Linked DNA regions of Mus musculus: region 1 is linked to region 2. A link is a contact called in ENCODE Hi-C or POLR2A ChIA-PET data. All regions are on one chromosome and are shown on one strand. The core of a region is the stretch at or near the end of the contact, and the rest is flanking DNA. Distances in the headings are between cores, read along the strand shown.

Region 1 (2,802 bases), core at 226-2,725, 91 kb after region 2:
TCATTTTTTTTTAATTGTGAATAAAAAATTCCACCTGATTCTTGGGGTGTTTCGTGTTTGAAAAGCATTACTGATTTTCCAAACTTTGGCTGTAAATTTGATTAGCACGCTGTGTAAACTAGGCCAATGATTTGATGAGTATTGAGTAGTTTTGTTTTTTGACACAGGGCAGAGGGATTTTCTTCGCTTTACTTTGGGAGGGTCTCATTAGACACACTCAACTCTCTAAGGAGGGCCCCTCCCCTACTTAGGAACATTCCAGATATCCAGAGCAGGGGCCAGGCACGCTAGGGTAAGATCATTTCTCAGCAATAACTCCTGCATGCTCGGAGCCTATAACCTCTGTATGAAAGCCACAGTCGTGTTTCCCTACGCAGGCCTTGCATCAAAACAGGGCCAAGCAACTCTGGCACGTTTTCCTAGACTTGAAAGTGAAGCTGGAGATGGGGGACTCTAAAGGTGTTCGCTTAGTTGACACCTGCTACCCCGGGAACACTACACTACTACAAGCGAACTCCAAAGGCTTGAGCAGCAACCGCAGCGGCAAACCACAACAGATCCGAGGCCGAAGTGGGTCGGGGTTACAGTTACACTTCTGCAGCACATTTACATCCTTCTGCCTACAAACTTGAGTGCAAACTAAGTTCCCTTCCAGGCGGCGTGCTCGCTGGGCCTTAAAAAAAAAAAAATCAAAGCTACGTTCCTGGGGCCCGGAAGGATGCGATCCACCAGGTACCAAGGTTGCTCCCAGCCCTCCATAGACCAAGCACTCTGCGGCCCCGGCGTCCTGTGAGCTCTCGGGGCCCAAAGGGTCGCCCGGGGCAACCGGCCGGCGCCCAGGTCGGAGCAGACGGTCGTGCGGGCCGCCGACCCCTCCACTCCGGCCTCGGTCCGCGCGGGAGGGCAGGCCTGGATGGCAGGCGGCCGGCGGCCCCGCCCTGCCGGCCCTTCGGTCGCTCCCCTCGCCGCATCGCGGCCTCCAGGCTCCACCGCGGCCTCGGGGCCCCACCGCGGCCTCCCCGGTCCGGCCCTGCCCTGCCCGCCCCCAGCCACCGCGCAGGCCGCCCGCCCGCCCGCCCGCTCTCCCTCCCTTCCGCCTGCCTAGGCCCCACGCCGCGCCCCGGCCTCCCGCCTCACCGTTCTGCTGCGGCGGTGCCAGGCCGGAGACAGCTCCGCCGAGCTTGGGCGGCATCCGGGCGCCGGCGGCCGGGTGAGGGGACCCGGCGGGGGCCGACATGACGGCGCGGCTGGCGGCGGCGGCTCCTCCGCGGCGGGAGATGGGCGGAGGGAAGGAAGGCGGGGCCGCGGAGGAAGAGGAAGAGGAAGGAACGCGCCCGCGTCACAGGCCGAGTCACTCTCACCGACGACCGCGGCCCGGGCACCCACGCTCGGCCGCGCCACCACCGCACGCGTGCGGACCCCGGCCCAGCCCTCCCGCGCCAGCGCCCCCTGCAGGCCGGAGCTGCGACCACCTCCCCGCACAGGCCAGACTGCGGCTGCGGCGCCGCCGCCGAAGGGAAAGGCGCGGGCCACGGTGGCCGCCGCTACCCGGATGGAGCCTGCGCCCTGCAGTGCTGCAGAGCGGTGCAAAGCTGCGGGCTGAGGTCCCGAGTCCTGGGTCACGCCAGTCCCAGCCCACCCACGTACCCATCCTCGGAAGAGGAAGCCTGGCTTTGGATTTGTTATTTATTCTTGTACAACGCCACCCCCCCCCACTCCAACTTAATTCCAAATTAACAGCGCAATCAAGCTAAATGTTGATTGAAAATGTGTAATTCCCAAGCAGAGAGAAAACATTTCTCTATGACAGATTCCCCATAACAGTGGCAGTAAAGCCAGAACTTTGACCAGTGGCTTTAAACGCTAGGAGAAAGATGAATGCCTAATACTAGGAGAGCTTGAAGACGAACTTTATATTCCCCCCACCCACCAAGGGTTGGCTCCGCCCGCCCGTTGGTGTTTAGGAGAGCTGTGGCATCCAGAAGACAGGTCAGCTTGCTTTGACTACCTTAGTGAAGTCTTAGAAGCAATCTCCCTGGTCCGTTCAGCATGCTGACTGGCAAGTAAAGACTACTTTATCCAAGTCATTTGGGCATCTTGGTCCCAACTAGGTCACGGTCACACAGTGGTGGGTGTGCAACTGCTCAAAAACGTTCGGATTCAGAATGTGATCTAGTAAGATGGCATTTCCGGAGCGCTGGAATCCTATTTACTGGAAGGTTATGCCAACCTCAAAGGTTCGTAGTTCTAGAACACAAAGCCTTCCTTAAATAGTTGCCGTGAGTTAATGACGGATGCCCTATCGAACCGCACTAAAAATAAACTTTGGAGTTCTGAGATTTCCAGCCACATTATGCTCTGTATTCATGTGTATTGTGGCTTTGTTCGCAGCAGCTCAGCCTCCCTGAGCTAGAGATCACACCCCCACTTCATCAAGGAGGTCACAGTTCAAGCCCTTGCCAGGAGTCCTTTGAATTTACTAAAATTAAGGGTGACACCATGTGAGTAAGGGAAGAATAGGCGATTGGCTTTCTGCCTCTGCAATGTGTTCTTGATGTTAGCTGATTTCAATCAGGTGTATGGATATGTTATTTCTTCAGGGAAGATTCCTCACACAGACTGAGATATTACACTTCCATAGATCTCCATAATGTAATGGCTCCAAAATTATTTACTTCCGTTGGTCGGTTGTGTTGGGCCTAAAGGAAACTTCCGTACCCCAAATTCCAAATGGCAATCCAAACATCAGCCTGGACTATAGGAGGGTTTCTGGCAGTTAGATAAAAGGCAGCCTTCCTAACA
Region 2 (3,062 bases), core at 375-2,874:
AGATCTTAGAGAAGGAAATGTCCCTACAGTGGGGAGATCTGATTCACAGAAAATGGTCCAGCAGCTGTAGCTGAAACTCTTAGGGGGTAGAGAATCCAAAGCTGCACAGAGATGCAGCCCCGCAGGCTTGGCTTTATTCTGGGATCCGGTATTTCATCCAGGTATTTACTCCAGGTATTTAAATGGGAGAGACCTAGTGGTAGGTGGGTGTGGCCTAATAGAGCCTCGTTGTTTGGCTCCATTCTCAACACTTCGAAATTGTCAAATGAGCTTTCTAGTCAGCACTGTTTAATTATCACTGTGTTTCTGTGGTGTGAGGCAAAGAAAGGAGTGAGTAGTTAAGAGTGTTCGGAATGCCTTTGTCTCTGAGAGGTAAACCTTAAAGTACTATTTTTAGAGAACTTTTCTGAAACCACTTCACTGAGTTTGCCCACAATAAGTTTTAAGGAGTTTGCCTTAGGTAGAAGTGTCAAAATGGACGTTTCTGCTTGCTTTCAAACATTTAACAAAAGTGTTCCTTTAAGCATTGAAATATTTCTTTTATCGGTGTAAATTCTGGGGCATTAAGACTATACTTGGGGGGCAGAATCCAAGGATTGGGGCACTGGGGCAGTCGAGCCGGAAAGATACAGGAACTGAAAGCGATGGAGCTGACACAGCTCCGTTCTCACTGCAGTGAGAGATAGTAAATATGTTCATATATCGCTCTCCCTTTAGCAGTCTGAAAGCTAACCCAGTAATTGAGGTGTGGGCAGACTCAGCTCCAGTCCCAGCCCCAAGCAGCCTCGGGTCCCTTTCCCCTGGCCCCCTTTGTATCATGAAGCTAGTAAACTCAGCACGTTCCCGCTCTTCTTCCTTTTCTGTGCCCATCCACACCTCTTCCCTCCTCCTCGAGGTTCCACACAGGCCATGACACAAACTGTGCCCGCCTAACTGTTACAGCACACACTTCTGATTCACCACTGACTCGGGTTTACATGTAACGAAAGGGAGGGGCTCCGGGTTTGGAGGAGGGGCAAGACAGGGTCCTGGGCCAGTCCACCCTGGAAGACAGCATCCCAGGTTACAGCCCACCCCGATGACAGCCACCCTCCGATGACACAGCCCACCAAGCTCTCGCGGCCTCCCCTCCACCCCGGCGACTACAGACCGCAGGACACAGCGGTGGGGTCAGCGGGCTGCGCTCCCGGGAGATGCGCCCCGCGCTGGCCGCTCCTGGCCTGTCTCCCCCACAGCCCCGGGACAAGTCGCCCGCGGCCACCACCTGTCGGGGTGCGGAGCAGCACGCAGGGAACTGCTTTCACTCCTGCCGAACTTGCCCAACGCAAACTTTCCACCCGAGGCTCCCGAGCCTGCGCCGCGCCTTACCTGGGGTGTGGATGGCAGCTCCCTGGGATCCCCGCGGCCGCGGGCTCGGATCGTCCGCAGCAGCTGCCACCGACCCAGACATAGCCCGCTCGGGAGCATCCTCCTGCCGGACAGAGCTCCTGGCATTAACGACGCATCCTCATCCGGCTGCTATAGCCCAGCCCGCTGTGGGCTCTGCCCGCCCCGCCGACTGGGGCGGCGACAGGAGGGTGTGTCCCCGCTTTGACTTCGCTTGGTGCACACCCGGGCTCCAGGCTGGGTATTTTTCCTCCGACAAAAAAAGAAACATTTTTTTTTCTCTCTCTTTAAAAAAGCGCAAACGAGTGGCGAACTTCTTCCTGGCTCCCTCACATACGTCTTGAGAAAGGAAAGAGGAGCTGGACTCACACCATGCAGCTGTTGATGTCAAAACCCAACAGAAGCCAGGACCGGAAGTAGTGAGGCTTGCTTGGGACCTCAGATTTGGGAACGCAGGCCGATGATTGGGAGTTCAAGGCCACCATCCACTAAAAAGTTGGAGTACACTCTGAGCTACCCCAAACCCTGCCACAACATGAACCAAAACTCCAGGGCTCTGAGGAAAGGACTGGGAGCTGGGAGCTGAAAGGTCCCTGGAAATTGCGCTCCTTTGCCCGGCTGGAAAGAGGAAGAAAAATGAGTTTGCCAAAGCTCCACCTCCAGGTGGGCTCCAAGGCTTGGGATGAGCCTCTCCTGGGCCTCAGATCACTGGCAAAGTCAGCCCAGGACTCTAGATGCTCCAGAGATTTGTAGTTCATTACAGGCTGGCCCAAGTCCAGACACTGGGAAATTTTCTTCCACAGCAAAGCTTGCTTCTCTTTGGGGGGCACATGAAAGGACCCTGCTCCCCGAGGGGCAGGAGTTAAGCATTGCGAAATCACTGTTAAAACCGCTATTAGCGTTAACGATCAGTTCTGTAGGCTCGCATTGTAAGCACTCTCAATGCTCAATGCTCGACGCTCGCTTTCCTGTAAATGGCAAACATGTGGGGGTGGGGAGGCAATTTGGCTTCCTAATTGGCAGCTGTTAGGCTTCCCCTGATTCCTGGCTGCCTCGAGCCAAAGGACTGTCAGTCAAACACTCTGCCATTCTGAGCGCAGCACAGATGCCTTGAGGAAACTACAGGATGGTGATCAAAGCTCCCAAGGTTACAGCCCCAGCCTGGAGTGTTTCAGTTTACACAGGGCGGTTTTGCTATCACATGCCCTGTCACTATTTCTAACCAGCCCAGAAGAGAAGCATTTTACCTGGCAGCTCAAAAGTTACAGTTGTTGTCTTTGGTGTGAACACAAACCATCTGTGTGAGAGTTTTGCTGTGATTGGTACACTATCCCCCGCCCCACCCCCACCCCCGCCCGCCCCTCTAGCCATGTAATCCCAGTGTTTGGCTGGTTGGTAAGCTAGCTGCGGAGGCACCATTGCGTTTCCCTGCTCTGGTGTTACAACCTTAGATCCAATAGAAGGCTTCTCCAGGTCAGTGGTAATGATGCACTTTAATTCCAGTAATCAGGAGGCAGAAACAAGAGGACCTTAGTTTGTAAGTTCAAGGCCAGCCGGGACTCTATAATAGGTTCCAAGCCAGTCGAGGCTACATAGTGAGAATCTGTCCCAAAATTTAAAAAAAGAAAAAGAAAGTCACCTACACAATTTTCTTAGTTAGGGTTTCTATTGTTGCA

What was found. Hi-C counts contacts between places; a loop is a spot of excess contacts on that map. ChIA-PET counts read pairs that join two places held with the same protein, here RNA polymerase II (POLR2A).
Region 1: a map of T-helper 17 cell shows a loop between it and region 2 (2.6-fold over the local background). The contact joins the promoter of Sec24b here to the promoter of Mcub in region 2. A Hi-C loop is called at or near these places in 3 of 37 maps with a recorded cell type or tissue (T-helper 17 cell and regulatory T cell). POLR2A ChIA-PET finds 5 or more read pairs at or near these places in 1 of 5 experiments (Patski).

What each region holds. Positions count from the first base shown.
Region 1 is chr3:130,059,432-130,062,233 of GRCm38, forward strand. Sec24b (Sec24 related gene family, member B (S. cerevisiae)) reads right to left here and starts at 1,476. Exons shown (of 24, transcript NM_207209.3): 1 at 1,138-1,476. The coding sequence starts at 1,237.
Region 2 is chr3:129,968,582-129,971,643 of GRCm38, forward strand. Mcub (mitochondrial calcium uniporter dominant negative beta subunit) reads right to left here and starts at 1,625. Exons shown (of 8, transcript NM_025779.3): 1 at 1,369-1,625. The coding sequence starts at 1,494.